Regions from separate parts of the Mus musculus genome. Here regions 1 and 3 are each linked to region 2. The links are chromatin loops, found by intact Hi-C in ENCODE. Cell type or tissue: left cerebral cortex. All regions are shown on one strand. Links, peaks and the distances in the headings refer to the core of each region. The heading gives the core; the rest is flanking DNA.

Region 1 (10,324 bases), core at 1,393-9,392, 200 kb before region 2:
CAGATATGTTGTCACTCTGTGATCTTGTGTGACTTAGGACCTTTTGGATCATATAGTTCGGGGCTCTGAGCCTCCTCCTGTGGCTACCTGTTCACTGGTCCACTACTCTGTTACTTGGACTGCTTGAAGCTGGCCCTGGGCTGGCATTTCCTATCAGAGTGGAGGAACAGGGTGAAGTTCGAACCCAGCTGGTGTCACGCTGTTCTTCAGAGGGCTCTGGGAAGGGACAGTGGCCCCTGAGAGTCAGTTACAGTAGGGCACAGAGGGCTGTCGCACTTGTATTGATAAACACACTGTGTGGTCTGGGATTAGAGGGGAGGGCAGCACAGGTGTGTGTCAACAGCCTCTTTAGAATGGGGCTTTCTAATGAAGAGATGAGGGCTAGAGATTTTAGCTCTGCCCCAAGGAATACCCTGCAGGCCTGGGCTGGGGAGCTTGGGGGGTGGGGGGGAAGCAGAGCCATACTCATGTCACCAGGCAGGAAGTAGGGAAGCCACTCAAGTGCCCCAGGCCTCCCTATTCTTACACTGATTTCCTGGATGGTCTTGAATTTATTTATCTCTATCAGCTGCTCCGACTTAGAAAAGTTTACAGGGGCTCTGAAAGTTTCAAAGGTTGGACCCTTACTATCCACCATGCAGAGTCTCCCTGGGCCATGGCTGATGCAATGTCCTGCCTGGTCTTGGCTTGTCAGCTATGTTGACTCTTGCTCATCCGAGGGAGTCCCAGCCAGCACAGCAGAGCCCACTTCCTACAAGTGTCCTGCTGTGGATGGGCGCAGCAGTTGTAAAAAAAAAACGTGGGCTAAGCATCAAAGACCTGCTGCTTTTTTTTCTGCCTTCCTTCAAATAGGTTTAATTTTCTCAGCCCTCATTATGCAAACAGCAGATTAACTGTGTTTACCGTGTGCGCTCTGAGTTGGCAAATGCCATTTATTTGAGGCTGAAGTGGAGGCGTCGACACTTGACACTTTCCCAGGGATTCCCTGGAGAGACAGAGCAGGGGATGTGGGTGGGCAGCTACCTCCAACAGCTGCAGGCCATGCAGTTGGTACCCATGGTTCCTGTTGTCTCCCCGCTCAGCCTGGGCACTCACACTGCTGCTTTTGCGCATGTGTGATAGACAAGGCTAGAGTCCACCGCTCTCCAGCCCCTCAGTAGGCTGATCCAAGGGTGACCTGCTTCTTCAGTCTGACCCAGGTAGGAGGTGACTCCTTCCTGTGACTACTGACTTCTGTTAGGAAAGATCTAGACATTGACAAGGGTGGCTACCGGCATCTTCCTGGTTTCTTCATGGATGGGAAACTAGTCATGCTGATGGAGAAGGGCAGGTGATCAGGGCTGAGTGTGGAATGTGATGGGTGTGTGCGGTGGACGAGTGAGTGTGCAAGTGTGTGTGTATGTTTGTGTGAGTGGGCATGTGAGTGTGTGTGTGTGTGTGTGTGTAAATGGGTGTGGGGTGGGCGTGTGAGTGAATGTGTGAATGTGTGTGAAGGGTGTGTGAGTGAGCGTGCTAGTCTGCTGTCTCCAACCTAGAGGAGTATTTTACTTGATCGGTCCAATGTTGAAGAAAAATGAGCTATTTACCAATATTAAAGCATGAAGTTTACAATGGCAAACTCCTTTTGAAACAAACAAACAAACAAACCGAGGAGGCAGGGCATCCTGCCTCCCAATGTGGTAGGCCGAGTTTTTCTGTTGTCCACACATGTGGTCCCCACAGAACTCAGTCCGCAGCCCTGATACAAGCTCTCTACAAATAGAAAGCCAGGCAGCTCTGACCCCCGCAGCCCCCATCCATCTTCCCATCATCCTACCCTTAATTAATTTCGTCAGGAGCCCGTGAACTGTGTCCTTCATCTTCTCCGGGCAGGGTTGGCTTCTGGCCTAAGTACCGTCCGCCTGCAGGCAGCAGGTTTTTAACGCCCCAGCCCCCTAATGAAGAAGGAGCTGGAGCTGACACGGGAGACCCCGCTGCAGCCAGAGACCACAGGACCATAGCCTCTTCCCCTCGGGTCTCTCCCTGCCAGTGCTTCAGCCTGCACGGAATTGAAGCTTTTAGAAATGTAATGCTGTTTTCAAGCTGAGGTGGGGAGGCAGCACGGAGTCAGTTAAAGGTTTGGTGGCAGCCGTGACCTGAACTCAGGGGTTTGTGAAATCAAGGGGAACAGGTTGTATCCCTGGGGAGATGAGGGATTTTGAGGTGCCTGCATTTTGATGCAGCCAACTGGAATTTGATTACCAACTCAGTGTGGAGAGAAGGCATGAGGTTTATTGCTCTCTATTGAACCCGATGTCTTCTGTGACGTCCCTGTCATCTAGGGTGACACAGGAGACCCCAATGAAGTAAATCTGTCCCAGGCCTGCCTTCCTTTTCGTTTTTATTTAGGAAGCCAGCTCAGTCTCTGGGGGGGGGTAGTGGGGTTTAGTTAGGGTTAGCCAGGCAGAGCTTCCTACCTTTGGTCGGGTTTGAATGTTGTCCTGGTTATGGTTACTATTGCTGCAATGCAACACCAGGACCACAGGGCAGCTTGGGGAGGAAAGGGTTTATTCCACTCGCCAGTCCATAGAACAGTTCATCATCAAAAGTGGTGAGGGCAGGAACCCAAGCAGGGCAGGAACCTGGAGGTGAGAGCTGATACAGAGGCCATGGAGGGGTGCTGCTGCTGCTGCTGCTGCTGCTGCTGCTGCTGCTGCTGCTGCTTACTGGCTTGCTTTCCTGCCTTGCTCAGCCTGCTTTCTTGTAGAGCCCAGGCCAAGCAGGGATCACACCACCCACAATGAGCTGGGCCCTCCCCCATCAATCACCAATTAAGAAAATGTTCTACAGCTGGATCTTATGGAGGCATTTCTCTCAATGGAGGTTCCTTCCTGTCTGCTGTCCAGTTGTGTCAAGTTGACCTAAAACCAGCCAGTACAAATGTCAAGCACTGATGTCATGGTTGTAAGACCTGTCTAACCGTGGAACAGGGTCAGGAAGAGGTTAAGAGCAAGGTGCCCAGAGCCCGGAGTGGAGAGGTCTCCACTTGGAGCCAATGCATGGGAATCCAGTCCTGAACCCATAAGAAGCACACACTACTACCTCCTGCCACTTAGAACCAAGTCCCAAGTGTCTCATGGTACACACTTTTCATAGGTGCAACAACAGCAAACTCGGGGAAGGTGGCGTCAGTGGTTTCCATGGGAACTCCCCAACTCCTCTCTTGTTTCTGGCCAGCACTCCCCGGCAGTAATTCCCCCCAAAATGTCTGCCACCCTCCATCAGGGTCTCGGGGGGCCAAAGCTATCTATAGGACAGCAATTGGCTGGGGCCTCTGAAAGGTTACCATGTCCCGAGAGGTCATTCTCTCGTGACCAGAGAGAATATGTCTGTGGTGATGGGCTCAGAAAGACTCCAGAAAAGTGACACCGTCTGCTGGGGTTTGGGGAAGACAGCTTCATAGGAGACATTGGTGGAAACAGGTAGGGAATCTGAGCATCCAGAATGCTGGTTACGACCAGCATCATACACAGTGTCACACACAGGGCTTTGCTGTTCACACGCATCTCATGTGGCCCTTGCAATAGCCCCGTTCGAGCATTCTATAGACTCCATTCCATGGAGTCAGCTGAATCTCTGGTGTATCCTTAGGAAGGGAGCTGGGTGCCATTTGACTCTCTGGCCCCTGGCTCCTTCCCTTTGTCTGCTTCCACTCTCCTTGTTTTTCTGCTTGTGATTTTTCTCTTCTTAATCTCTGACGGGCAGGAATTTAGAGACACAAAATTAGATTCCCAAAACAGAGCACATGAATATGAATGTATATATGGAGACAGATAGAAGTGGATAAAGAAACCCCTTTGAGCTTTTCACCACTCTGCTGTGTATTGTCTTCCTATCCATCTATCCATCCTCTTGCTGTCCTTCTGGCTGCTCCTCAGTCATGATGTGATACCATAAAGTCACAACCTGGGACCAGCCCCTCACTTCCACTGTCCAAAGTATTGGAGGCAATATTGCCCATCTTGGGTGGACCGTGAGAGCTTGATATGTGCCTTCCAAACTCTGTGCCACCATACACCTCAGTGTCTTCGAGATGTGTGAGGCTCTGACTGCCTCTGGGAGGGACCAGAGAGTCATCGCTAGTGTTCCCATGAAGAATCACCATGGAGAAGTAGCTGTCCTAGACCAGGGGCACTTGCAGGGGGGCCTGAGAGTGACCCAGATCCACAGCAAGGGCTGAGTCCTGTGCTGATTATCTGCTTTAGAGACTCCCTGATGTCCTGTGTATCTTGCTTTAAACTGGACTCAAGGATGGGGGGGGCATCTTTAAAAGATGCAGCTAGCCAGGTGTGGTGGCACATGCCTTTGATACAAGCACTCAGGAGGCAGAGACAGGTGGATCTCTGTGCGTTTGAGGTCAGCCTGATCACAAAGTGAGTCCAGGGTAGCCAGGGCTCAAAAACTCTGTCTACACACACACACACACACACACACACACAAAACAAAAAACAAAAGGAGGAGAAAGAGGAGGAGAAAGAGGGGGAAAAGGAGGAGGAGGAGGGGGAGGGGGAGAAGGGGGAGGAAGAGGAGGAGGGGGAGGGGGAGGAGGAGGAGGAGGAGGAGGAGGAGGAGGAGGAGGAGGAGACACTAGACCCCAAACCACTCTTTTGGTATAGAGAATGGAAGCATGAAGCCAGCCATCTATAGGGGGCGCTAGAGAGCCGTGGGGGGTGGAGACACTAGGCTGCTCTCCCACAAGCTGGTTGAAGCTGAAGGCTGAAATAGTTTTCCCTAGAGCAGTGGTTCTCAACCTTCCTAATGCTGCAAACCTTTAATCAGTTCCTAGTGTTGTGGTAACCCTCAACCATAAAGTTATTTTGTTTCTGCTTCATAACTGTAAGTTTGTTACTGTTAGGAATCCTAATGCAAAGATGTGCCATGCAGGATATCTGCCATGGGACCTCTGTGAAAGAGTCCTTTGACATCCGCCCCCTCCCCCACCGAAGGGGTCATGGCCCACAGGTTGAGAACCACTGTTCTACAGTCCTTTCTTTTGAATGTCATCAGTGGAGGGATCTTGCAGTGGGGTATGGAGTCAGTTCTTTTGGCTCTTTGCCCCCTATCGGGGGAGGCAAAGGGCACCAGGTCCTGTAGAAGATGCTGAGTGTCTGAAAGCGTTTGCAGAATTTGGAAATGATCAGCTTGAAAATTCAGGTGTGTTTTCCAGAGTGAAACACCACGCCACAGCTGAGCTAAAGATCGAAGAGCTGCTTCCTCCGTGTGGAGACTCACATCTGAATATATAAAAATCCTCTGAACTTTGAAAGTGCAGGGAGCGGTCAGCTCGCTTTGGGCTGCCTGGCTCTTAAGAGCAGTTTGACCCGGAGTCCTTTCTTGGCGGGGAGATGGAATGCTGTGGGAATTGCTGGTCTAAATGTTTTTCTAGTTTGTTCTTAGACCTCACTTCCACTGCCTATCCAGAAGTCTGATGAGGCTTTGCAAAAACAAATTCAGCTCAAACTGGCTTAGGCACAAAGAAAACTTAATGGTCCCTATAGCCCCAAAAGGCCCATGGTGGTAGCATTCAGATCTTGATCTATGGGCTTCCACAACATAAATTTGCTTTTCTTGATGTCTTCATTGGCAGAGCCCTGATCATTCCTTAACACCCCCATGGTGCTAAGGTGGCTGCACAAGCCCCGTCTGTCCCACCCATGTCCCCAGGGGACAGAGTTCTTTTTTTCCTCTCAGTCTCAGGGGCAGTCCCTGCTGGAGTCTTATTGGTTCACCCAGGTCACATGTCCATCTTTCAATCAATTGCTGTGGCTATGGGAGATTGATGGTCCACTGAGCCAGTCATGGGTTACACACCTGAGAGCAAGGAAGGAGCCAGCCTCTTGGCCCTATAGATGGGGGACAGAATGCCTGACTAGAAGATTGTGGCCTCAAACACTAGCAGCATGTGCTGTCTAGTGCAGCTGACCCAAGACTATCCCCTTCCCCTGCCAGCCCGTGGAGTGTGGGGTGTTCAACAGAGGCCTGGGCCTCTGCCTGCCACGTGTCCAGGACACACATCCCTGTTAACACTCACAAAATGTCCTTAACTACTTGGACATGTGTCTTGTGGGTCAGTTGACTTAGCTAGGAATTGTGTTCCAAACAGGACAACAGCCTTCCATTCTTGTCATCGTGGGTCATGTGCCCTAAGTCCTGGGCTATCACATATCCCTAGGCTCCTGTGTAGAACCAAAAGAAGGCTGTGTGTGTGTGTGTGTGTGTGTGTGTGTGTGTGAGCGTGTGTGTGTGTGTGTGTGTGTGTGTGTGAGCGTGTGTGTGTGTGTGTGTGTGTGTGTGTGTGTGTGAGAGAGAGAGAGAGAGAGAGAGAGAGAGAGAGAGAGAGAGAGAGAGCATGTGTGACCTCTGGCTTAGCCCTCAAGGTCCTTGTGCCTAGCAATATTCCATACCCAGTGCGCCATAGTCCCCCCACCCCACCCCACCCCCATGTACTTGTCACACCAGGAGCTGAACCTGGCATTTGTGGACAGAAGGGGATGGGAGCAGGTCAGGTGACATCTCTGTCTCTCCACAGGGTGCCCTCTCCTCATCTGCATCATCTCCATATCATCCTCTATGGACAGCTATGGGACAAGTGACAGGTAAGTGACCCTGTGTGCTCTGAGCTGAGCATGCCTCGTGGTTGGCAGGCCCTCCTGTGGAGAAGGATCTACAAAGTGCTTCACAGTGCTGTTCTCAGATGCCCACGTTCACCCTGGTGCAGAGTGGGCACCAGCTGGCTCCCTCCAGGCCTGGGCAGTGGGAACAAGAGCAATCCCACTGTGCTCTTAGAATCAGCAATGTAACCTGGGCAGTGGTGGCTCCTGTGGGCCTAAGTTTGAGGCCAGCCTGGTCCACCTACTGAGTTCCAGGACAGCCAGGGTTCCACAGAGAAACCTTGTCTGGAAAACCAAAAAAAACCCCCCCAAAAAAACAACAACAAAAACAACAACAACAACAAAAAAAAAAAAAAAAAAAAAACCTGACCAACCCAAAAAGGAACCATAGCGTGGGTATTACTATATTCTTAGATTTTTTCTTTTTTTTTTTTAACATCTAGTTTTTCATTGTGTATGTGCATACATGTGCTTGTATGTACATGCATCTGTGTGTGTGCACATATGCCACAGCACCCGTGTGGAGGTTGGAAGGCAGCCTTCAGGAGTTAGTTCTCTCCATTTACCACAGGTCCTGGGGTGCTAACTCAGACCATCAAGAGGCCTGGCAGCCAGTGCTTTTACCCACTGATCCTTCTGATGGGAAGGTTTTAATCCATGTGTTTCTCCCGGGGCATGGCTCTGGTCACCCATGAAGCCCATGTTGTAGCCTTCAGGCCTTTCTTGGATGATCAATAAGTGTGCAGCGTCCAGTTGAAGAAATATACAATTATGCAAATGAACATGGCCTGGGGGATTCAGACAGATGGGTCTTAGAGTCCTTGCTTGGCTGGGAGGCCTGGACCACAGGCCCAGGGCAGATGGGCAGGTGGCCAACCAGTTCTCTGAGCCCCATTAAAGGCACCTTCCTGGCCAAAATTTGTCTTGCTCTGCAAAAAAACCCAAAGCCAGTTGCCGGTGTAGCTTTTTGTTTATTGTGGTAGCGAAACTGAAATGTACTCCGGGTTTTGGCTGGACTTCGTCAGAGGTGGCTGACCCAGGCATCAATTCTGAGAAATCCTCTCCGAGAAAGAGACTCATGAGATCGTCATGGGAATAACTTGGAGATGAAGAATGGGAGTCGATACCTAGAGCCGACAAGTCCTTTCTCTGTCCTGGGGCACTGCTGCGGGGTGGAGGTACCTCCATGGGCAAGGGTGATCTCGTAATTCTTTTCTCTCCACAGCTGCTGGCTGGCTCTGGGGAGTGGCGCTATTTGGGCCTTTGTGGGCCCGGCTCTGTTGGTCATTGTGGTAAGTCCCCCCCCCCCACACACACTTTACAGGCAGAGCCAGACAGGTCAGGGGCAAGGCCATTTGAACTGTGCCAGGTTCCTTGAAGACACACCCCAAGATACAGCCTTGTACTGCCTGCCGCTCATTTGTTTATGCTTGCTGTTCCCCACCCCCCAAGGAGTGAGTGACTCTGAGCTTCCCTTGCCCATAGCCTCAGGAAGGCCCTGAGTTTGGAGCAGCCCCAATTAGCCCTCAGTGTACCTCCACTGAGCTCATACCCAGAGGCGTGCACAGACTTCTCAGAGAGTCCGAACACTCCAAGGCTATTTGAGGGGCTCCTGGGGACTCCACACGTAAGTGAAGAGTCAGAGACAAGAGACAGTGAGGATGGTCAGAGACATAGAGACCTATATCAGCCACACAGCTCCACTCGGGGCACCTGCCCATGGCTGAGGAACTCTTTGTCTTCCCCGAGGCTACTCTCTGTGGCAGTGCCACACAGGGTTAGCGAGCAGCCAGACCCACACAACATTCTCGTAACCATGGCTACCTCCTCCTGCTGACCTCCGTGCCTGTGTGCTGATGCTCATGTCTGAGGATGTGGGAGTTGACAGACTACTTGGTGTAGTCATAGGGGCCAGGACATCCCACACACATACCCTGGGCGGGGCTCCTTGTCTAGTCTGAGTCATAATTAGTCATAATCGAAGTTCCAGAGATCCTGCCCTTTACCCTTCTATCTTTGCAGGGTGTTCTGTCCTTCATAGGTCCCAGGACAGGGCCATTGCTAACCAATCCCAAAGGATACCCCTGTAGAGTATCAGTAGGCTGGTTTGCTAACCCTAAGATGGGGTATCCCAGCCCTACCCTGAGAGTAGGGTAAAAAAAACTGCCCTCGCATCTCAGGTGATGCCAGACTTCACATGTCACCAGATAAAGGATGGGATGACTCCATCTGAAGGCCACCCTCTCCCTCCATCTGCTCAAACACCCCAAAAGGCTCACAAGCCAATCCTTCTCCTCTCCTTTTTCCAGCTGTGAATCCATGTGGCCACCCCTGTTCAGTGGCACTGGTTGAGGTAGGACCCTGGTAAAGGAAACGGAGGGACATCCTGAGCGTCCTCATGGAAACTCCTCTGATGCTCTCATGCTAATGGGCACAATGGTGCCTTCTTGGCTGGGGGTTTACAGAGAGCAGCAAGTGAGCTGTCATTGCAGAGCAGGGAGGCCAGGCGCGGTCACTATGCACGTGTCTCCTGCTATCCACATGACCACTGTGGTCCTAGCTACAGTCTGTTGATATTGCTGTACCGTTTTCCACGGGAAACTCTGCTCTGCAGGGTCTATAGGCCCCAGGGCTCTGGATGTAATCTCCTCTGTTCTTGATGGGGTATGGGGTGGAGTGGGGGACCATGCTAGCTTTGAGGTTACTAGCGAGGCTGGGTCCTGGCTGAGGCTGGCTTGGCTCAGGAACTGTGTTTATAGGTCAAGTCCCCTGAGGTGATCTCTGGCTCCCAGGGCTTGGTTGCTATAAAGGGCAAATTTGCACATAGCCTCTTGGGAAAAGGAACCTCGAGGAACTGGAAGCTGTGACCCAGCAGGGAGGATCACAGGGTCTAGCGAGGGTCCCATTCAGCATGGTGAGAATCACCTTTGAAGAGGGCGAGCGGTAAGGTCTAGGGATGAGGTCGAGCCAGGCTAAGAGGGGAAGCTTTAAGCATCACACGGTGTGGCTAAGGACTTGAGGCTAAGAATGACCGAAGCTCAGGGAAGTGAGCAGTATGCTTTAGGTAGCACGACTCCTGGGAGTCATAGCCAGGGCTGCGTGAGCCTGGAACACACACGGGTATTGAGTTTCTGATGCTGGGATGAGAAGGACCAGCATCCAGTGCCCTTAGGCACGGTGTGTTACCGTCATCTGCAGAGGCTTAGAGATCACAGCTTGTAAACCGTCCAGGGTTGCTCTAGTGATGGCTAATGTTGGGTCATTGATGCCTTCCTGTACAGTGGGGCATGGCAGAAGCTGAGAGGGAGGTGCGGAAAGCCTCTGTGGGTTGTAAAGCCTTTGGTGGTAGTGGGGCGTCTAGTGCCCAAAGACCCTTTCTCAGGGGTCCCTTAACACCACCAGAAAACACAGATATCTGCACCACAATTAGTAACAGTAGTAAAATTACAGTTATGAAGTAGCCACAAAAATAGTCGCCACAACAGGAAGCACTGTATTAAAGGTTAGAAGTGTTAGGGAGGAGGAAGGTTGAGAACAGGTGTTCTAAGGGATCCACGGTAAATGGGCAGGCGGTATGACTAGGCCTGCTTTGAGGTTGGGTTTTGGGTCACAGCCACACCCACTGATTTACAGTGTGTTCACTGCTGCTCAGCAGTGCTGAGACATTCTGTGGC
Region 2 (10,324 bases), core at 1,162-9,161:
GAGCGAGTTCCAGAACAGCCAGAGCTACACAGAGAGACCCAGTCTAAGGGGAAAAAATGTGTAACCGAAGGCCACCAGGTCTCTGCATGACAGTTGTTGACTGGGGACTCCACGGAGATCACTCTCGCCCACAAGTTGCCTGCACTTCCGGGCCACTGTTGCAGTGTGCGGTAGCCTGGGCTGAGTCAGAAGATGCCGCCCAGGAGAGAGCTGAGCAGCATCTGTAATCCATACACGCAGCCAAGTCTCCTCCTGACGCCTCCAGTTTCCATAGATGTTAGCTAAGCTTCGGGAGAAATAGATAGCATCATCTCAAGGCAGATGTCCCCCTCTGCCAGCACCTCCTGCTATCCAGCTGTCCATCTCATTAGGTAGATGTTCCCTGGGAAGAAGCTCTCAGGCAGCCAGGGATGGTCCATAGCTCAACTGTCCCTGGAGGCTGAAGAGTGTGCAGTAGCTTCACCCAGAACACCATCTGCCAAAGTCCCTGTCTTAGTTAGGGTTTTACTGCTGTGAACGGACACCATGACCAAGGCAACTCTTAAAAAGGACAACATTTAATTGGGGCTGGCTTACAGGTTCAGAGGTTCAGTCCTTTATCATCAAGGTGGAAACATGACACCATCCAGGCAGGCATGGTGCAGGAGGAGCTGAGAGTTTTATATCTTCATCTGAAGCTGCTAGCAGAATCCTTCCAGGCAGGCAGGATGAGGGTCTTAAAGCCCACACCCACAAGGCCACACCTCCCAACAGTGCCACTCCCTGGGCCATGCATATACAAACCATCATAGTCCCTGACTTTTCCTGTGCTTCCTTCTGTGTCAGTGGCCTTGATGGCAGGGGCTGGATGGATATCCTCACTAGGAACATCTGGCTGGGCTCAAGGCAGGGGAACTCTGAGCCCTGCTGCCCAGTGATCAGGGCTCTGCACCATGGCATCCCTACCCTACATCCTTCAGAACGGCAGAGGTCCAGATCAATATCTGCCACTAGGCAGAACCAGTGCCATGGGGTCTTTGGGAATGCTATAAGTTTAAGGTTCCAGCCTGGTCTGTCCTGTTTCTAGTGTGCCCTCTGTGTTTAACTTCCCCCAGAGTTCCCCCAGGGCTGTTGAAGCCCCAGCCTTTATATCAACATTCCACCAGTATGGGACAGAAAAGCCACCATCCCACCTGGCCTGCCCCCGTCTCCTCCCAGTTTAGGCACCAGCCACAGCAGCTGTGGCCTATACCCTGGCAAAGGCCAAGTCAATCTCCTGACAAGGGCCAGATGACAAGAAAGACTCTGTGGACCCCAGACCCCAGCTCATGAGGAAGGGGCCTGGCCAGTGTCTGTCTAAAGTACACAGGGAGAGAGAAAACAATGGCCGTTCCATTAGGATTGTCATGGGGATCCATGGGAGACCCATGAAAGCAGGCAGAGAGAGAGAGAGAGAGAGAGAGAGAGAGAGAGAGAGAGAGAGAGAGAGAGAGAGCGAGCCGCAGGGCCCTAGTGTGGCTGCGTCCATAGCCGCCAACAGGCTAGGAGCCGCCTAGCCAATTACTACAGAGCTGCTGAGCTGCCAGCAGGGGGCACTGAGAGTCCAACTCCCTGGAGAGACTCTCTTAGGCCCATTCTTCTCTCCTGATTAAATCTCCTCTAAATGCTGTCATCCCAGGGAGGGAAAAGGGCTCTCCTTATGAGGCTTATGAGGGTATCAGGCACCATTCCCCAGACTCTTCCTATACCCTGGGGCTTTAAGCTTGGCCAGGGAGGATGGATACAAAGTAAGGCCTTGGTCGGCAGTGCGTAGATAAAGAACACACACACACACACACACACACACACACACACGGGGGTGGGGAGGAGAGAGAGAGAGAGAGAGAGAGAGAGAGAGAGAGAGAGAGAGAGAGAGAGCGAGCCGCAGGGCCCTAGTGTGGCTGCGTCCATAGCCGCCAACAGGCTAGGAGCCGCCTAGCCAATTACTACAGAGCTGCTGAGCTGCCAGCAGGGGGCACTGAGAGTCCAACTCCCTGGAGAGACTCTCTTAGGCCCATTCTTCTCTCCTGATTAAATCTCCTCTAAATGCTGTCATCCCAGGGAGGGAAAAGGGCTCTCCTTATGAGGCTTATGAGGGTATCAGGCACCATTCCCCAGACTCTTCCTATACCCTGGGGCTTTAAGCTTGGCCAGGGAGGATGGATACAAAGTAAGGCCTTGGTCGGCAGTGCGTAGATAAAGAACACACACACACACACACACACACACACACACACGGGGGTGGGGAGGAGAGAGAGAGAGAGAGAGAGAGAGAGAGAGAGAGAGAGAGAGAGAGAGAGAAAGGAAAGAGGGGGGGCTTTGGAAAACTGGTTCAGTTTAACGGGTTGGGTTGGGTTGGGTTGGGAGAGAAAGGAGTATTTATGGCCCTGGGGAGGTGGCCAGGATCCCTGGGGCAAGGTTTATGTGGTTGTGTGCAATTGGCCAAGACAGGGGTGTTGGAAGATCTTCCATTTGCATACCCAGAGGTTGGGGGGTGGGTGGGTGGTCATGTGGGGAAACCCTGTGAATTAGGATCAAAGTCTACTTTGACTTTGGGTCATAGCTTCTCTGAGCTTGGCATACAATGGCAGACACCCTTCAGCAGGACTTCCCCTTCTCTGACCTTGTCCGGGGAGCCTGAACCCCACACCCTCAACCTGGGGAAGGTCGAGTAGTCCTTAGCAGACCGGCAAATTCAATTTCCTCTTTTCCCAAATAAGAACCCACCCAGCAAGTAACTGGGATTCCTGGAATGCCTCTCCATCCAAAGGAGTTATTTCCCAGTACTTAAAACTCTGGCTAATGAAACTTTACCCTCAGAAGAACCCCTTCCCAGTTTCCAAGGGTCCTACATACCCCTGGTTCACCCTAACTAAAGGGTATGCATGCAAGCCCAGCCTGAGTAAAGCCCTGTGCAGGGGTATCTGAACACTCTGAGAGGTAGGCAGCAGAGGATACAAAGCCACAGCTGCCTTCCCACCCCACCCCACCCCACCGCCGCATCCCCACCACCACCACTCCCAACCCCCCGCCAAATGCATACCACAGGTCAGGGAACCTTATAAAGTCAAACAACAGTGCAGCTTGATAATTGCCAAGGTAATAAATTCTTACTAGGGCTAACAGTGGGGCACCTGACTTCCTGGCACCAGGTTGAGAGAGGAGGGAGCCAATGACTGTCAGCCTCATCTGAGGGATCCAGGACTTGAAGCCCTCCTCAATCTTCCTCCATTAATCCTGGGTCAATGTCCTCCCTGACCTCAATGTCCCCCCTGACTCCTCGCCAGGCTCTCTAGACAACCCTCCATTCTACAAGAGATAAGGCTGATGGCTCTTGGGTCTGTCCCATACAGTTGAGGCGTCACTGACAGCGACGGTTTCAAGAGCAGGAGTCCTCAGAACTGAAGATCAGGGTTGCTTCCTGCCACAGAGCCCGGTACTCCTGGGAACCCATTCTACCTCAAACCATCCCCCACGAGAATGTATGACAGGTGAATGCAACGTATCATCACTTTGACCTCTCTCAGTCAGGTGGTCACTTGGCGGACACAAATTATCGGCTCTCAGCATGCAGACATCTGAGGGTGAAGTGTGAGATGCTTCTTGGAGGCACGTGACCTCCATGAAGGGCAGCTAGTCATGCGGTTCTTACGGGCAGGTGGCGGGGGTTAATGCAAGTGGCACTGTGATATGTCAGTGTCGGGAGAAGACGCCCTACAGCTCAGTAATCATGATGCAAAGCCCTCTGCCACAGGCAAACCTCAGATTTGCCTTTTGTTCCCTGCCCTCAGTCAGTAAATGGCTGATGGGGACAAATGCACTCAGAGGCAGTTTCGATGGCCATGGCCTCTGGCCAAAGACAGAAGCTCTCTGAGTTAGAGGCTGAGGATGGTCTTAGCAGATGGAGCGTGTATCACAAGCACAGAGAGACACTCGTTTTTCTTGCAGCGCGTTTATATCCTCATTCTGATGGACGATCGATCGTCGTTGAGAGCCACAATCCAAATGGTTGGGAGGAGGCAGAGAGATACATCTTCCGTGCAGAGCTCTCTGCTCCCTGTCTCTCCTCGACAGTGTTCAAGGACCCAGAACAAGGTTTAAAGTTCCAAGGGCAGGGGATGTCACAACAGAACCAGCTTCCCTTCCTCCAAGAGGCTTACAATATTGTCCGGATCTGTCCTACAATTGTTAAGTATGAAGAACCTTCTGGACTGGGGCTAGAGAGCTTGCACTGGCTGTTCTTCCTGGAGGACCCGGGTTCCATTCCCAGCACCCGCATGACAGGTCCCAACCATCTGTAACTCCAGTTTCAGGGGAGCTAACACCTTCCTCTGGCATCTGTGGGTACTGGGCGTGCACGTGGTGATGCCTAGACATTTATGCAGTCAAAACATTCACATACACAAAAAAATTAATTTTTTTTCTTTAAAAGAGAGCCTTTTAGATTTACAGTAGATAATTGCAAGTGTTTGCATGCTTGAAGATCACCTGAGGATTTAATGGAACCCAGATCACTGGGATGTGCCCCAGCTTCTGGAGATGCAATGGGCAGTCTCCCTGGGCTGGTGCTGACCACAGCTGTTGGAGATGGTAAACCCCAGATGCCTGGCTATGTGACAGGGTTCCCATAGGACAACAGAAGCCGCTCCCTACCATGGCAGAACTGATCCACCTCTGAATATAGAGGATGAAAAAGAAGATGAAGACCCAAGAGCTGACAGCAGGGCTGGAGAGACGGCTCAACAGCAAAGAGCATGCACTGTGCTTGTAGAGGAGCTGTACTCTTCCTGTCTAGCATGATCCCAGGGACAGACCTGACTAGATGATCCCAAGGACAGACCTGACTAGATGATTCCAGGGAGAGACCTGACTAGGGTAGTGAGAGAGTGAAAAAAAACAGAACACAGACAGAAAGTTGGAGCATGGTAGAATGGGCTCTCAGCTGAAGAAACCACAGTACCCTGGATGCTCAATGTGTTTATTATAGAGAGTTGAGCAGGGAGGTGGGGTTATTGCACACAGCTGAACAGCGAGACTGGGTTACCATATATTGGATTAAGGTGACAGGTTTAGCTAATCTTGGTAGGGAGCAGTCTCTGGAGGAGAACAATCTTCGGACCATGAGTATCGGGGGAAGAGAGCTAAGGCGGATATTTTCTGTCCACACTGTCAACATCCACACATGGACCTGAAGTGAAGGCTTTGTCATTTCCCTCCAAGCCTCACCCAGGGGCAAGGCATTGCCATTACTGTGTGGGTCTGAGACTCTAGGGTCCTCAACATGGTCATGTCCTTGTCAACAGTGCACATTCACCAGGACTTAACTCAAGGTTTGATCTGCTCCATGCAGAGCTGATACAGTTCCAGATCATAGCTGCAAGCCCCCTGTGTGTGTATATATATATGTAAATATATGTCATATACATATACATCATATACATGTACATATACATCATACACATGTGCATATACATATACGTCATACACATGTGCATATACATATACATCATACACATTTGCATATACATCATACATATATACATCATATACATGTGCATATACATGTGCATATACATATGCATCATATATATAACATACATATTTACACACATATATTATATACATATATGTTTATATTTACATATACATATATATCATATATTTATACACATGCACACACACATATAAATGCTGTCTCTGTACTGGAGTGTGAGATCCCAGAAAGCCACAGCCCTGCACACAGAATGCTGAAATGAAAATAAATCCCCTTCCTGGAGACAGAAGCGTCACACCCTACCTAACCCCACTTTCATATCCCAGGGACCCAAGAACAGCCAAAAGAGGCAGTCCTTGCAAGGACTTCATAATGACAGCAAAACCTTAATAGGACTGTGAGTTAGCAGGTCTAGTTGGAGCTCTCTGGGGACTCTGCAAGGCCAGGGCCACTAGCATCCTTGTCAAACACAAGAGTGGAGAGACCAGGAGCAGTAGAATTTCCCTCCCTGCTGCTATCAGAAACTTGCAAAATCCCAAGACCAGCCTGACTGGAGAGAAAGCGGATATCAGTCCCTGCTGAGTCTCTGCTGCATGTCCACCTGGCCCAGATTGCTGGCTCCCTGTGGACTCATTTTGTTTCCAGCTCCAGATCTCACTTGCAAAGCCCAATGCTCTCCCCCCCCCCTTCTCTCTCAGGAGTTTGGCAAGGCGGTCAGTAACAGAGGTGTCTACAGAATGAAACCCAGCCCCTTTGCGGGATACTGAGGGAGAGGCTCCCTATTCCTTACTGAAGAGAGCAGCTTGGCACAGGAAGTCAACAGCTTGCATCCACCACAGGCACTAGAAGGAGCCAAGTTCACCATGCATGCTGCAGCTGCTCCTTGCACCCACTGCTCCCCTAACCAGCCCTGGAAGGCAAGCAAGAGATGACAGATACCCACAGACACTGGCAGGCGGTGAAGACATATCCCACAGCAGACCACAACACTTGAAGAGGTACTTGAATCAGCAAAGATGCACAGGACTTATGCCAGAGAGCTACCTGCATGGCCGGCTGGTCACTGAGGAAAGTCACCTGCCACCAAGCTGTTCTATATAGTGTCAAAGGGACTGTGGGCAGTATTACCTATCTACCCACTGTGGCTCTATAGGGGACATTTCCTACCACAGGCTCATGAAGTCCAGACAGAGGCAGCCCTCAATAGCACTTCTGCAGAAAGAGTCAGAGGGTGGAAGGTTCCTCCTGTATGGGCTCTGGGAAGGGGAATGGGAAGAATAGGAGTAGCAGTGGCATGATGTTCTATGCACAGTGATGGCCGTGGTCCTGCAGGTGCTGATTTGGGTAAAAGCAAAAGATGAGCTGGGCACAAGAGCTAGGGATAGGCTGGGCGTGGTGGCTCACGCCTTTAATCCCAGCACCTGGGAGGCAGAGGCAGGCGGATCTCTGAGTTCCAGGACAGCCAGGGCTACACAGAGAAACCCTGTCTCGAAAAACCAAAGAGAGAGAGGGAGAGAGAAAGGGAGAGAGGGGGGGGGGGAGAGAGAGAGGGAGAGAGAGAGGGAGAGAGAGAGACAGAGAGAGACAGAGAGAGAGAGAGAGAGCGCTAGGGATAGACTGACAACCCTGAACACTGAGGAAGCCTCAGGCTTGAGGGTAGACCAAAGACGGGACCTTTCTGGTGGTGCTCTGGTGGCTCAGGAGACAGACTAGGCTCAGAGCTTCCTGCCCTTCTGCCAACTCTGATGGAAGAGGACGGGAAATGAATGCAGCCCCCCCCCCCACCCATGGTCTGGCCTCCTCACTTAGGAACAGCCAGCAAGGTTCCAAGAAGTCCAAGAGAGCTGTGGCCACTTGTCAGGTTAATTTACAGTGTTTGGATTCATTACAGAATAATTATCTCATCGATTTGCTGTTGGCGTGTTTATGGGTTCTGCTCTCCGATCAGGAAAGATATAGAGAAGCTAAAGTAACTTTAATTATGTTAGTGCCTGGGAAACTCGAAAAGTTTGGCACCTCAAATATTTTTAAATTCCAGAAAAACGGAAGTGACCATCCACAACAAAGTTTTAGCACTGTGGGGCCAGTGGCCTGGGAGGTCACATCCTCAACCCAGCCAGGGGGATGATCACTGTGAACTCTGTCCACTGGTATCTGGGTGGGCTTGCCTTTCATTTTTACAGAGTAAAGGCCAGACCCCATGTATGACACCTACTTACTTCTCGCTGCCCTAAATATTTATAGCAGCCCTTCAATTCCCCATGAGGAGCCTCTCCTACCCTCTAGCCCTGTGTCTGAAGGTGCGATAGTACCCCTAGGTCAGGAGGGACCACGAGAGTCCTGTTGCTCCACCCTGCCCCACGAGGCCTGGTCATCAAATGTAAGGCCAGAAGAGGCAAGAGGTCCTTTTGAAGGCTGGATTGCAGCAGCCTTTCTGCCACCAGGAGGGCTTTGCATCTGCTCTGAAGCAGAAACCTGAGAAAGAAAATGCTTAAGAGTGAACTGCTGTGCCTGACTGAGTGACTGTGAGTCAAGGTGTCCATGCTCTGTCACAGTCACTGCGCAGGGGTGCACACACAAGCACCCAGAAGAGCCACTCTCTGCCGGATGCAGGCATCAGCATCCTGCTCAAGGGCATAGTCTTTGCAAATCAAAGAGCTATGTCTAGAGCTTAGAAAGCTAAGGCGACCCTAACTTTAATAAATAAAGTCAAATCATAATGAAGACTTAGTACAAGGGTTGAGAATAAAGATCAGCATGATCTTTGTCCCCTAATGCAAGTGGCAGAATTGACCCAGGTTTGTCTGAACAGTCAGGAGCACAGAATCAATGAAGAATGAGGGCTGTCAAACTCAGATGCCACCAGTGTCTCCCTTCCGGGTCAGGCGGGCCCTGGGGCTGGCCTCACTCTCTGGCACTCAGCCCCAGTGTCTACCTCTCAGAATTGCATCCTGCAGCTCTTGACAGAAGCCTGAGCCTAAAAGATAGGAAAAAACATTCATATGCTTCCTGACACCTGTCCTCATGAAGTGGTGGTTTTGGGTGCATTGTGGGATATAGAGGAAACCCAGATGTCTCCTGTGGGAGGTGGTCTGAAGAAGAATAGCAGGTCTCCCTCTGCAGCAGCCAGTCCTGAGGGTAAACCACAGGCCTCATCCTTCACCTCCCCCAAGGATGAGGTGTCTCCCCCCCCCCCCCCACTGGCCTTCATGCCCCATCTTTTCCCCAAGTTCACGCTGACTCAGGCTTAATGGACTTAAGGGGGACTTGACCTTCAGGGGTCACTATGATGCATGGGCATGTCTCAATGACCTGCTTTTCTGCTAGTCACAGGATTAAGACCCATCTTTCCCACCAGGCTCTACTGGCAAAAGGGCGTGGCTGCAACTCACAACCCCACCCACCTAGGACACTCCCCACTGCAAAGAGAAGCCCTGAAGGACATAGCTCTTCTCCTCACGCCCACAGGGAGCTTATTTGGAACCACAACAGAGACCCACAGTATCCAACACAAGGAAGCTTCTGGAACGATGGCATATCTGCATGTGCACCTCCAAGCCAGCTCTGTCTGCCCATGCTGTATAGAAGAGGAACGAGCAAGACGGAAGCACGGTAAAGACAGGCTGACTCTTCAGACTACAGGGAGTGAGAGAGCCTGCCAAGAGCCAGTTGGATTGAAGTCACAGGCTCCTGGGATCGCTGGGACAGGTTGTGGGAGGACTCACAGATGAGATCATGCATTTCAAAACATGATGAATATGAATGATTGACGGGACTTCAGGCCCTTGGCTGGCCCTGGGCTTCTGGGCTCAGCACTATGAAGGTGGGCTTGCAGTGCCAGCTCTCTCTCTCTCCATATGTTCGTGGACATCCTCTACTCCCTTCTCTCTCTCTCTCTCTCTCTCTCTCTCTCTCTCTCTGTCTCTGTCTCTCTGTCTCTGTCTCTCTCTGTCTCTGTCTCTGTCTCTCTCTCTCTCTCTCTCACACACACACACACACACACACAGAAGCCAGTACCAGGCAAACATGAGGCCCCCACTGAGGAATAATAAGCCGTGGTGCTAGTGTTTGGTCTGGTTGTTTGATTTGGTAGGATTCTAGCTGTTTGATTTGGTCTGTTCACCTCATAATAGGCTATTTGTGTAAGAGCCTCATTCTGAACTTCAGCTCTGATGATGGAGAAGTGCGGAGGAAGAAGAATGTGCGTCTCACACCCAGACAGCAGGGAAAGGGAGAACCAGGGAGAAAGCCACAGGGCCAACTAGCCCAGTTCTACAGACAGATGGGTGCCTGCAGAGGGGAAGGCCTGGGGAACTGGGGTGGGGGTGGGGTGGGGGAGGGGGAGTCGTGTCCTCACAGCAAGGGGGTGTGTCCTGAAAGCAAGATGGCTGAAAGGTAAAACAGAAGAAATGAGAGTGGTGTGTGGGTGATTGAGGGCGTAAGCACAGGGCTATGAATGCAGGCTCTATGCCAGAGTTGTTCAAGGTTTTCTTATGTCCTCTCTCTCTCTCTCTCTCTCTCTCTCTGTGTGTGTGTGTGTGTGTGTGTGTGTGTGTGTGTGTGTGTGTGTGTGTGTGTATCTGTCTCTTTTTGTCTCTGTCTTTCTGTCTCCCTTCTCTGCTTGTGAGCATGAGCACACATGTGCATTTGTGTGGGGTTGGTGTGTGTAATCCTATATAAAGGTCAAAGAACAACTTGGAGGCGTTACTTCTCTTCTTGTACCACCTTCCACACTAACTTACTGGTCCTGTTTAGAGCTGTCCTCTGGAAATCTACCGGGTGCCCTCCAGGAAGGCGAGAGAGAAGACTGAG
Region 3 (10,324 bases), core at 883-8,882, 200 kb after region 2:
GAAGGAGTAGAGGCAGACAGAGCCACAGGGCAGAGAAAGCAGGGATAGAGAAGGACAGAAAGAGAGACTGGCCAGGAACACGTGAGAACAGAGAAGGGGGAGGGAAAAAGAGGGGGGGGGAGAGGAGTTAGACAGGAGATGGGGAGAGTGGGGAGAGACAGAGAAAGGGGCTGGGGTACTTCTCTTATATGCTGTCAGGTGATGAGAGCCATATGATGACCTAATCTGTTGCTCGGTCGCTGGGAAGAGTCTAGCAAAATTGTCTGTAAGCCAACAAACTCTCCTGTGGCTTCTCCCCTGTTCTTTCGTCTGCTCCTTTGGAGTTTTGTTAAAACCACTTCCAAAACTCTCGAGCCCAGTTGGCCTGCAGCTCACCATCCTCCTGCCTCTGCCTCCCCAAACGCTGGAGTTTCAAAGTCCTGCTACCATGTCCGGGCCTCCTCTGCTTCTATCAGATCACTTGACAGTGGATTTGGGGGTCACCTAGACAATCCCCAGTGAGCTTATCTCAAGTTTTTTTTTAACTCAATTATAACTACAAGGACCCCCATCCTAGCTGGGTATGGGAGAACACAGTTAAAATCCTAGCACTCGGGGGCTGAAGCAGGACACAGTTCTAAACAAACCAAAAAAGATTCCTATCCATCTAAGAGTATATCTGTAGTGTCAAGTAGACATTTACCAAACTATAGGAGACCTGGAAGAAACTCCCAGAGCCAGATAGGCAAAGGCAGGGCACCTTGGGAGGAGGTACCAGTTAGAATTGGCAGAGTCAAGGGGACAAGGGTCTGGAGCCAGAGCCCCTAGAGCCACCCATTCCTGAACCAGTTCTTTTGTCCCCAATTTGCTCCACATTTCTCTGAGATTTCCTTTCCACATAGGGACATCATTTAGGAGAGGCCCAGAGACCTCAGAACAGATAGAAGATGGGGCCACCCGAGCTTTGAAGCTGATCTCAGAGGGCCTACGAATGCAATACGTTTCTCTCTTCTTGTCTAACAGGAGAGCATCGATCTTCTCCCTAGGGACCGAACCGACCTTCCTTCTAATGCAGCATGAACTAATGTCATGCATTAATATTGTAAACCTGACGGGCTGTAGGATCTCCTAGGAAACAAGTCTCCCAGCACACCTGTGAGAGATTATCTAGATTAGGTTAGCCTCTGGACACGCCTCGAAGGGATTATCCAGATTAGGTTAATTGAGATAGGAAGACCCATTTTTAACTAACTGTGGGCAGTACTGTTCCACGGGTTGATAGGGAGTTTGTTCCACATAGCTAAACACCCGGGAGATGCTACTGTCTTGTGGCTGCGCACTCTCTGTCTCTAGGGCTTTCTCGTGTCAAGGTCCTAACCCCCGCCCTCCCACCCCCCAACCCACGGACCCATCTCAAGCTGGTGCAGAATCTAATCTTCTCCCCAAACCACCCAGACCCCCGAGAGCAACAGGGTATGGATAGACACCAGCTGGGAGTTGAGGGAGGGAACTTTGCCTTCAAAGCAGGGAGTCACCCACCCTCTCCTTTAGAGGCATCATCTAAACCTCAGTGTCCGCGTGCAAACAATAAATAGACTGTAATCCTAACGACACCGAGGGACTAGAGAAACCCGCGGGGAAGGGGCTGGAGACCCAGCCGCTGGGGCGGGGGCTTGGGGTGGGAGGGCGCTGGTTTTGAACTCTGTCCCTTGGCCCAGCCAGTTTCCACATTGTCACTCCACATTGTCTCCTACTTAGGTATTATTTTCTCTGGACCTCAGTTTCTTTGTGTACAAATTGGGAACTATGGTTTCCACTTCTTACGGGTTGCGAGAAAGAAAATTTCATCTGTAAAGTGCTGAGCGGGTGCCAGATCCCAGCTAATGTTTGCTATTCATAGCCTCCCGGCTCACGGAGATAGAACGGGTCCAGCCCGCCGGAAGCATGGGGGGTTCACTCCCCGCCCCTCAAAACAAAGTCTCTTTTTTCACACCTGATGCAGACCCTCAGCAGCAGAGGCTAGATGCTCCCTGGCGGACTAAGGGGAAAAGGTGCTCTGTGCCCAAGGCTCCATACAGGACTCAGGTGTGCTCTCGGCCTAGTCTCCCGTCCTAAGCCCCTACTCCCGCCCACGCTCACCCATCCCATCCCACCCCATGCCCCCGCTCCCTCCTACGCTCTCTTGTATCACACTAATCCCCTCCCCCACCTCCGATCTCTCAGAATCGGGGTGCTTACTCCCACTCGCCCCAAGACTCTGTGGCCCGCGGGCTCCCCCGTGTGCCCATCACGCGCGCTGCAGCGGTCTTTAGGTCCTAAGTGACCTGAAACTAAACCAAGGGTTCTAGCAGGCGACCAGGGGGCGCGTCCAGAGGACGGCAGAGAACTCTAGGACACTCGCAGCCCGATCCGCCGGCTCCCTGTCTGCAGCAGTGCTCCAGCCTTCGGGGTGGGCAAAGCTTCTGTGCCATTACCGGGTCCCGCCCGCGCGGGGGCCCCTTTAAGGGAGTGGGCGGGGCGATGTTTATTAGCATACATTAGCATGGCCCTGCCCCGGAGGCGGGCGGGCGCGCGGCTCAGTCCCGCGGAGCGGAGCGGTGCGGGCGCGGAGCCGAGCGAGGCGCGGAGCTGGCTGCTGGCGGGTGCGGGGACCCTCGCCACCCGACCTGGGAGAGCGGGATGGGACGCCGCCCGCGGGGACCTGGGTCCCCCCGGGGACCTGGCCCTCCACGCCCCGGGCCGGGGCTGCCACCACTGCTGCTTGTACTGGCGCTGGCGGCCCATGGGGGCTGCGCAGCGCCCGCGCCCCGCGCGGAGGACCTCAGCCTCGGGGTGGTGAGTGAACGACAGGGGCACGGGACCCTGGGCACTCGGGAGCCGAGTCCCCAGGCGCTCACGAGGTGCAAGGGAGAAGGGAGACTCGCCCTTGCTCCTTTCGGAGAGGTGCGCGAATCCCGGTGAGGCGGGGGTGTGGGGGGGAACCCATTTTTAAGACAGAGAAACTGAGGCTGGGGCTCGGGCTGCTCGAGGCTCACGCTTGCAGGTCTAGGAGGATGCCGGTCCCTTTCCCGCTCCGTGCAGTCGTGCGCCGCAGCCGCGGGCGCCCCGGGGAGGTGGTCGCCCAGCCGGAGCCTGGTCTCTGGTTAAAAGCAGCTCCACAGAGACCTCTGGCGGGGTGACCGGTGTCACAGACGCCCGGAGCGGTGCGCCCCGCGAGCTTCGCGGCCGGAGTGGGAGGTCAGGGGCGCGCACCCCAGGCCGGGGACGCGCCTGTGGGCGTCCGGAAAACCTGGGGTTCCCGAGTTTGCCCCGCTGACGATGTTAGAAGAGCCTCCCGCACGGCGAGCGTGCCGCGACCCCGTCTCCCTCCTCCACCGGAGCGATCGGCCTTGTCCCGCCGGTGCGGGTGACAACCTCTGCTGTGTCAAGCCCGCTGCCGTCCCCATCCCGCCAACTCCCACTGCCAGAGCTTAGCTAGGCACTCCAGCTTGGGGACCCGGGTACCGGCTTCTTCCCACCTCTTGCCCACCCTCCTGACTGAAGTCGGGTTTGGAAACCCGCAGGAGACCCGGAAGGTTTCGATCAGACTTTATGGCTCCGCAGGCCCGCGAAGCCCTCTGCAAAGGCGCGCGCGGTGACTAGAGCCCGCTTTCGAGGAGGAGGAGGAGGCCCCGGCCTGGGTTCCTTAGATCTGGAGACCCGGCCAGGCGCGGCTTCCTGATTGGCACAAGCCAGCCAATATCCTAATGGGGTCCTGGCAGAGTCCGCTTTCCACGGGCGGTTGGCAACGAGGACTCCTACACCTCAGGTCTAGGCAAGGTGTCATGGAGATTTCCTGCTGGAGGAGACACTGGGGCGGGAGCAACCTCCAGTTTGGCAACATTTGCCCCTGGATCTGAGAGGGGCAGACTCTGCCACCCCCCAGGCATCTGAGGTGGCAGCGACCCATGCTTTCTCTGCCCACTTGCAGATGTCTGAGGGTCCCCTGAGGTGGCTTCTTCCCACTCCAGTGGCCTCTAAAATAGGGGTTCCTCACGTTCCTGATCCTAGGCTTTCATAGCTGGCTCCCCGATGCCATGAGCATTAGGACATCCAGACCCAGTTCTGGTGGGTGACAACAGAGTCCAGACGCACCCTCCCCCCCCCCCCCCCCCACACACACACCGTCTTCCTTCAAGCTTTCAGTGTATCTCTAACGGGACTGGTTAGGGGACAGGAGACAGAGCGAGGGAGGAGTCAGGGCGAGGGAGCCCCTGCCCATCCAAGTTCTTAATCAGGCCCAGTGTACTTAGGAAGTTTGCAGCAGCGGACCTCGGTGGTTGAGGTGGGGTTGGCTCCTCCCCCTGGCACCTGTGGGCTTCATCCGACTTTTCCCCTCCCCTACTGAGTTCCTGAGCACTCCAGGGTCACCAACCCACCAGCACCCTGAAGATCTCACTAACCAGGGTATGTGACTCCAGGCTTGCCAGAGGCAGCAAAACCCTGTCGTCCAATCCTGGGTAAGGCGGGAGGGTGCCGCAGGCAGCCTCCTGCCCAGGACAATACCCTCCCGGGTGTGGGAACCGGGTCCTGCCCGCCTCTCCTTTGGTGGCGGTGGGGGCGCCCTCTGGTGGCCCTCTAGGGAATGGCACCTAAGAGCTTGGGGCGCAGGGGCACTCACTGAGCTGCAAACGATGGGCGGGCTTTGGGTGGGAGCTTTCTGATGCCCCTCAGACCGCCCTCTGCGGGCTGTTGAGCGCATTCAGGTCTGGATGCCTCGGAGGAGAAGGACGCCTTTGTGTTTGTGATCAGCCGCTGCCAGACACCGCTAAATCCACGGCTGGGCAGGGAGGGGCGAGCGCCTGTGAATAAAGCCGGGAAGAGGCCCCCAGGCCCCCTGAAAGGACCCGCAGGATGTGGTTTCCTCACAGCTCAGTGGGGCCTGGCTTTGTCACTCCGTTTCTTAAGTGGTTGCACAGAGCCAAGTGTGCAACCCCAGGGAAGGTTCTGGAGAGTGGCGTCCCGGAGGCCTTTCCAAGCGTCCAGCTGGATAGCCAGGGGGAAGTGGACAGTTCAGACACAGCCAGATCAGGCCCTGGGTGGCACACTCTGCAGGTTTCATTCGCCACCTGTCTTGGAAAATGTTTCATCCGCTGCCTGGCTCTGCAGGTTCTGCCGCCCGTCAGCCCCTCATATTTCATTTACAAATGTCATACCACTCAGCCCGGCCTAGCTCCGTAGTGGATGCCGTGTTGCCGTGTCTCAGAAGCACCAAGCAGTCGTAGCTTCTGATGGCCCACGGTTCCTGGGGTTCTGCCTGAGAGCCCCCTTCATGCTACTCGAATGAGCCCAGCAAGTTTCTACCCAGAAGTCTCCTCCTGTGGCAAAGTTTCTCCCACTGTCGGCACCACACAGCAGGGCAGGTTCAGATCTTCATTGCAAATATGCCTACAACTGAAGGCTAGTTACTGGGGGAATAAACAAAGACCCTGAGGGTGGGACCAGTGGTGACAGGTGAAAGCAGGGACACAGAGTGCTGGGTTTGCCCGTGTGACCCCCTCTTGAAGCCTGAGCCACCTACCTGTGCAGACCTTAAACTCCCTCAGCTCTCAGCATCTTTTCTGGACCATGCAGGAATTCCCTCTTCTCCCCATGGCTTCATTCTAGGAACTACAGTTCACTGTGAATACAAACCAAGATAGCCAGGAGATTAAACAGAGATTGAGCCAGACCTGCTGATACAGGCACTCATTATGGGTGCCCAGAAACTGAGGCAGGAGGATGGTATTAAGGCCAGCGTGGGTTATGGGGTGACTCTCTTTAAAAGTGGAAAGAAGGCTTAGAGGCATATTTCAGCACAGAGCACTGGCTGCCAGCCCTAGCCCCACCAAATAAACCTGGCATGGTGGCACGTACCTGTGACCGCAGCACTGGGAAGCAGAGGAAAGAGGATACGGTATTTAAGGTCATCTTTGGCTACATAGAGTTCAAGGCTAGCCCGAGCAACATGAGATGACTTCTTTAAAAGGACCAATTCTGGGCGTGGTGGTGTATGTACCCTTAATCCTATAATCCCAGCTCACAGGAGGCAGAGGTGGATCTTAAGAGTTCAAGACCTGGTCTTTATAGGGAGTTCCAAGCCAGCCAGAGCTACCTAGCGAGACACTGTTTCAGGAAAATAGAAAGAAGATGAGTCTGGGTGTTAGTTTTAGTTGGTCTTAGTTCCGTGGTTCTCAACCTGTGGGTGGAGACCCCTTTGGGGGTCGAATGACCCTTTCACATGGGTCATGTATCAGCTATCCTGCATATCAGGTATTTACGTTGTGACTCATAGTAGTAGCAAGATTCCAGCTATGAAGTAACAATGAGAATAATTTTATGGTTGGGGGCATTCTCCACCACATAAGGAACTGTATGTATGAAAGGGTCACAGCATCAAGAAGGTTGAGAACCACTGGCCTAGGTTTTTTTGTTTTTTTTTTTAATTGCTTCGACCAAGGTAACTTCAAAATGGAAGTGTTTATTGACACAGCCCCAGAGGGGTAGAGGTCACGTTAGCAAGGTTGAAGAACTAGCTGCCAGAACAGCCGAGAACTCATGTCTCAGGTGGCAGGAAGCAAGCACACTGGGAATGGTTTGACACCTCAAGCCAGGTCCCCAGGGACACACCTCCTAATCCTCCCCAAACAGCAGTACCGACTGGAGACGGCGTGTTCATACAGAAGAACCTGGGGTGGGGTGGCCACTTTCATCCAAACCACTGCAGAGCTCATTGGTCTAGCATGGGAAGTGCCCTGAGTTCTGTCTAACACACACACACACACACACACACACACACACACACACACACAGAGAGAGAGAGAGAGAGAGAGAGAGAGAGAGAGAGAGAGAGAGAGAAACTAGGAAACAAAATGTCCTGGCTTCGCACTTTGCTTTGGTTTGAGACAGGGTCTCCCTGTATAGCCATGGCTAACCCGGAGCTCACAGAGGTCTGCCTGCCTCTGCTTCCTGAATGCTGGGCTTAAAGGTATGTGTCACCACACCTGGCCACCCTGTGGATAGCTACTGTTGGGACCCTTTTACCTAGACCTGGGCTGGGTCCCACACTACTGCTTAACCTGCTCTGTGAACCAACAGATCACAGGCCTTCAGTCTTCTCTCCTTTCAAATGGGCCTGTAGGAGCAGGCTGTGCTTAGGGGGAGAAGCTGGGGAAGTTCAGGAGGCTTGCAGGGCACTCTCCAGTGAGGACACTGCTGGGGGCCGTCTAGGGTACGTTAGACGTCTTTGCTCTTAACTGTAAACATGGAGGATTTATTAACACTTGGCCCTGGGTCTGCGTACAGGCCAGTGCCGGCACATGGAGGAGAAACAGCTCAAGCATTGCTGGGCACCTGGCTTGCAGAAACGATGGCATGGATGTGTGGTCTTCACACAGCCTGACATCCCCTCATAGCTCCACGTCTCACTCTGGGCTCATCTCCAGACCCTTCACTCACTGGTGTGCATGTCCTTTCTAGACTCTGATGCTTAGCTACTTCCTGCATCAAAGGCTCACACCCACTCCTCCCAGGATGAATGTTCTTCCCAGGGCTCCTCACCTAGACAATCCCGTGTCTACCCAGAACAACTTCCTGGGTGTCCGTCTAACTGTCCCCTCTGTCACATCTCTCCCTTCCCTGTCAGTGGCTACAGGATAAGCTCAGAAGCCAGCCGGCTCCAGCCCCAGTTCTGCACTCTCAGGCTGTGTGACTGGGTCCGTGCCCTCCCTCACCTCTCTATGCTTCTCTCCCCTCGATTGTAAAATGGGGTTACGGCAGCTCCCATTTCATTGGGCAGACTTACCCAGTGCCGGCTCTGCTCAAAGGAGACCACAGAGAACAAAACCAAACAAAAACCAGAGCTCACCATCCTCCACACATCCTGGGGCTTGTGGGGTGCTTTTGCGATAGGAAGCATTCAGTGGGCCTTAGCTCAGGGTCACTGGAGCAGTTGTCACCAGAACCAAAGCAGCCTGCCACACTGTGCGCATGGCCTTCCTCCATCCTCCCCTCCTCTCTAGACAGACCTGCCCTGGTCTGCCTAGCACTCCACAGACAGCCCTTGCCACAGCCAGGAATACCCAGGCATGGGATCACTCCGGCTACCTATTAGGATCTATCTTCATAAAAGGGTCATGCAGGGGCTGCAGAGGGGTTCACCCGGTAAAGTGCTTGCCGTGCAAGCATGAGGACCCGAGTTCAACCCCCAGAACTTGTGTTTACAAAGCTGGTCATGGGCCTAGCGAGATGGCCCGGCCGTTAAGAGCATGGACCTAAGACCCACATTTGATTCCCAATTCCTACAACAGGTGACTCACAATTGCCTGTCACTCTAGCTCCAGGGGACCAGATGCCTCTGGTCTGCTTGGTCACCTGCACTCAGGTACAAGTACCACAAGAAATATATATTTATTATATATAAATATAAGCTTGGCATGGTAGAACATACTTGTATTTCTGGCACTGGGGAGGCAGAACTGGGGGGGGGGTCCCCTGGAGCTTTCTGGCCAGACTTTCTTGCCTCTTCAGTGAACTCCAGGCCAGTGGGGGACCCTGTCTCTAAGGAGCTGAACAGTGCTCCTGAGGGTAACACCTGGCTTGTTGTCCCCTGGCTTTCGTACACATGCCTACACATTAATAAATAAACGAGTCGAGTATCCCATGTGCTGTGTAACTGTGGACAGGTTACCCGGCTCGTCCGGGCCTCGGTTTCCTCCCCTGTAACTGGGGCTCCCACTGGTGTTGCCCTTACAAGGGTCTGGGGGGCTTGATGGGGAAGAGGATAGTAGGTAGGAAGTGGGTGGCCAAAGGTGGCACTACCCATGGACTATAGCACCTATTGTTCTCATTTATATATTAGTGATTACCACAAACTTCATATACATGTGATACATATGTACACACACACATCAGGAGCTGCTGCTGCTTCTGACACTGGTTAGAAGGACAAGAATCTGAATACAGCTTCTGGGCCTCAGTTTCCCTACTTGTGAGAAGTGGCTAGCAGTATGTTTGCCTCCAGCTGGTGGGTCCAATTGGAGAGGGATAAGGGATGGCTGTAAGATTCACAGCAATAGCCCGGGTGCCAGGCAAGCTCTGCAGGCTCCTGGGGCTACACATGGCACCTGACCAAGGCTGTGGGTAGAGCTGCCCAGGTTCCAAGAGACACGGTAAAGTCAGCTACCGGGGGCTTGGGCGGCGGCTGCACTCTATAAATTTGCTAAAATCGTCTGAAGGATTTTAGCGCTGTATATATTATGCCTCGTTAGAGCTGTGAAAAGATGCACATTGTGTCAAATGGTGATAAACGCAACAGCAAGATGGGAAAGAGGAGGGAGCCCGGCATTCACTCACTGACTGCGTGTTTACATCTGTGCAGGAATCCCTGACTGGCCCAGCTAGCTGACTTAGTACTGGTCTGCAGTAATGGTCCCGTTCTCTGACTGGGCTAACAGGAAAGGGTATCCGCCCTTGGGGGTGGGACTCCCCTTCTCCTGGCCCCACCCCTTCCCTAGTGGCCTTCTGGAAGGTTCACCCTGAGCCTCACAGCATCCGCCTGCTGCAGCCTCCGTTGCCCAGGAGACAGCGGTCTGTCTCCGTGGTGACAGTGGAAGGAGGACCAGGCCGCCAAGCAGGAAGCCAGCGGCCCAGGACAGGGTGTGTGGTCCCAGCTCTATAGGTATTAGGAGACAGGGAGAGAAAGTGAGGGGGTCCGGAGGTCTGACCTCTGGCCATCCTGTTGCAGCCGCTGAGGTTGGGAGGGGCTTGTACATCTTCAAGGATAAGAGCAGGTCAGGTGAGGTGATAAGGGACTGGCTGGTTGCTAGCTGTAAGGTGCTGGTCCAGGCTGCCTATTCTGCAGAAATCGTGTCCTCTCGGTGGCTTTTGTCAGCCTAGGCAGCCCTAAGTCCCCTAGGCTAAGTGCCACCTCAGTGGCCCGTTATCCTCATTTGGCATTTAACAGCCACAAGTCCCAGATGATAATGTGACCCTCTGGGTGTTTGAGGTTCACCTGGCTAGAGCTGGATGAGCTGGCTGCCCAGGGCTTCCACACCCCCATACTCTGATGCTATGGGAATGTTGTCAGTGTCTACCTGAGGCCAACGCTGGCCATCACCCACCTCCCCCAACCAATGCCAACTGTAGTCAGCCCCTCCCAGGACTTAAGGCTGTGAGAAACGCCTTGGTTGGATACTGGGAGGGGGCTAGCAACATGCAAAAGATTGAGCTTTCTCTTGGGGGGGGGGAGGGGCATCTGAGATTGCAGGTGCAGTGTTGCTTAGTCCCAATTATGTTCTATTCTAGACAGGATGGCACCAACTGCCAT

What was found. Hi-C counts contacts between places; a loop is a spot of excess contacts. Peaks named below come from ENCODE experiments on the same cell type or tissue, not always from the same donor. Only the 100,000 strongest peaks of a DNase experiment are listed, where the experiment ranks them.
Region 1: it touches region 2 in a loop (2.6-fold over the local background); 13 of 42 quality-filtered maps call a loop at or near these places.
Region 3: it touches region 2 in a loop (4-fold over the local background); 32 of 42 quality-filtered maps call a loop at or near these places.

The regions. Positions count from the first base shown.
Region 1 is chr5:129,181,758-129,192,081 of GRCm38, forward strand. It overlaps Adgrd1 (adhesion G protein-coupled receptor D1), which reads left to right. Exons shown (of 25, transcript NM_001347486.1): 19 at 6,569-6,635; 20 at 7,876-7,942. Among named protein-coding and RNA genes, the nearest start is that of Gm46923, 70 kb to the left of the region's middle. In left cerebral cortex, for the core only: a CTCF peak has its summit at 4,704; DNase peaks (open chromatin) are centred at 1,398 and 4,703.
Region 2 is chr5:129,384,897-129,395,220 of GRCm38, forward strand. No RefSeq gene overlaps it. Among named protein-coding and RNA genes, the nearest start is that of Gm34145, 82 kb to the left of the region's middle. In left cerebral cortex, for the core only: no CTCF peak of the experiment used is centred there; DNase peaks (open chromatin) are centred at 6,144, 6,344 and 9,152; H3K27ac peaks cover 458 bases.
Region 3 is chr5:129,581,635-129,591,958 of GRCm38, forward strand. Mmp17 (matrix metallopeptidase 17) reads left to right here and starts at 2,535. Exons shown (of 10, transcript NM_011846.5): 1 at 2,535-2,814. The coding sequence starts at 2,659. In left cerebral cortex, for the core only: CTCF peaks have their summits at 2,282, 3,170, 4,593 (motif pointing left) and 4,800; DNase peaks (open chromatin) are centred at 1,903, 2,300, 2,474, 3,095 and 3 more places; H3K4me3 peaks cover 4,092 bases; H3K27ac peaks cover 3,452 bases.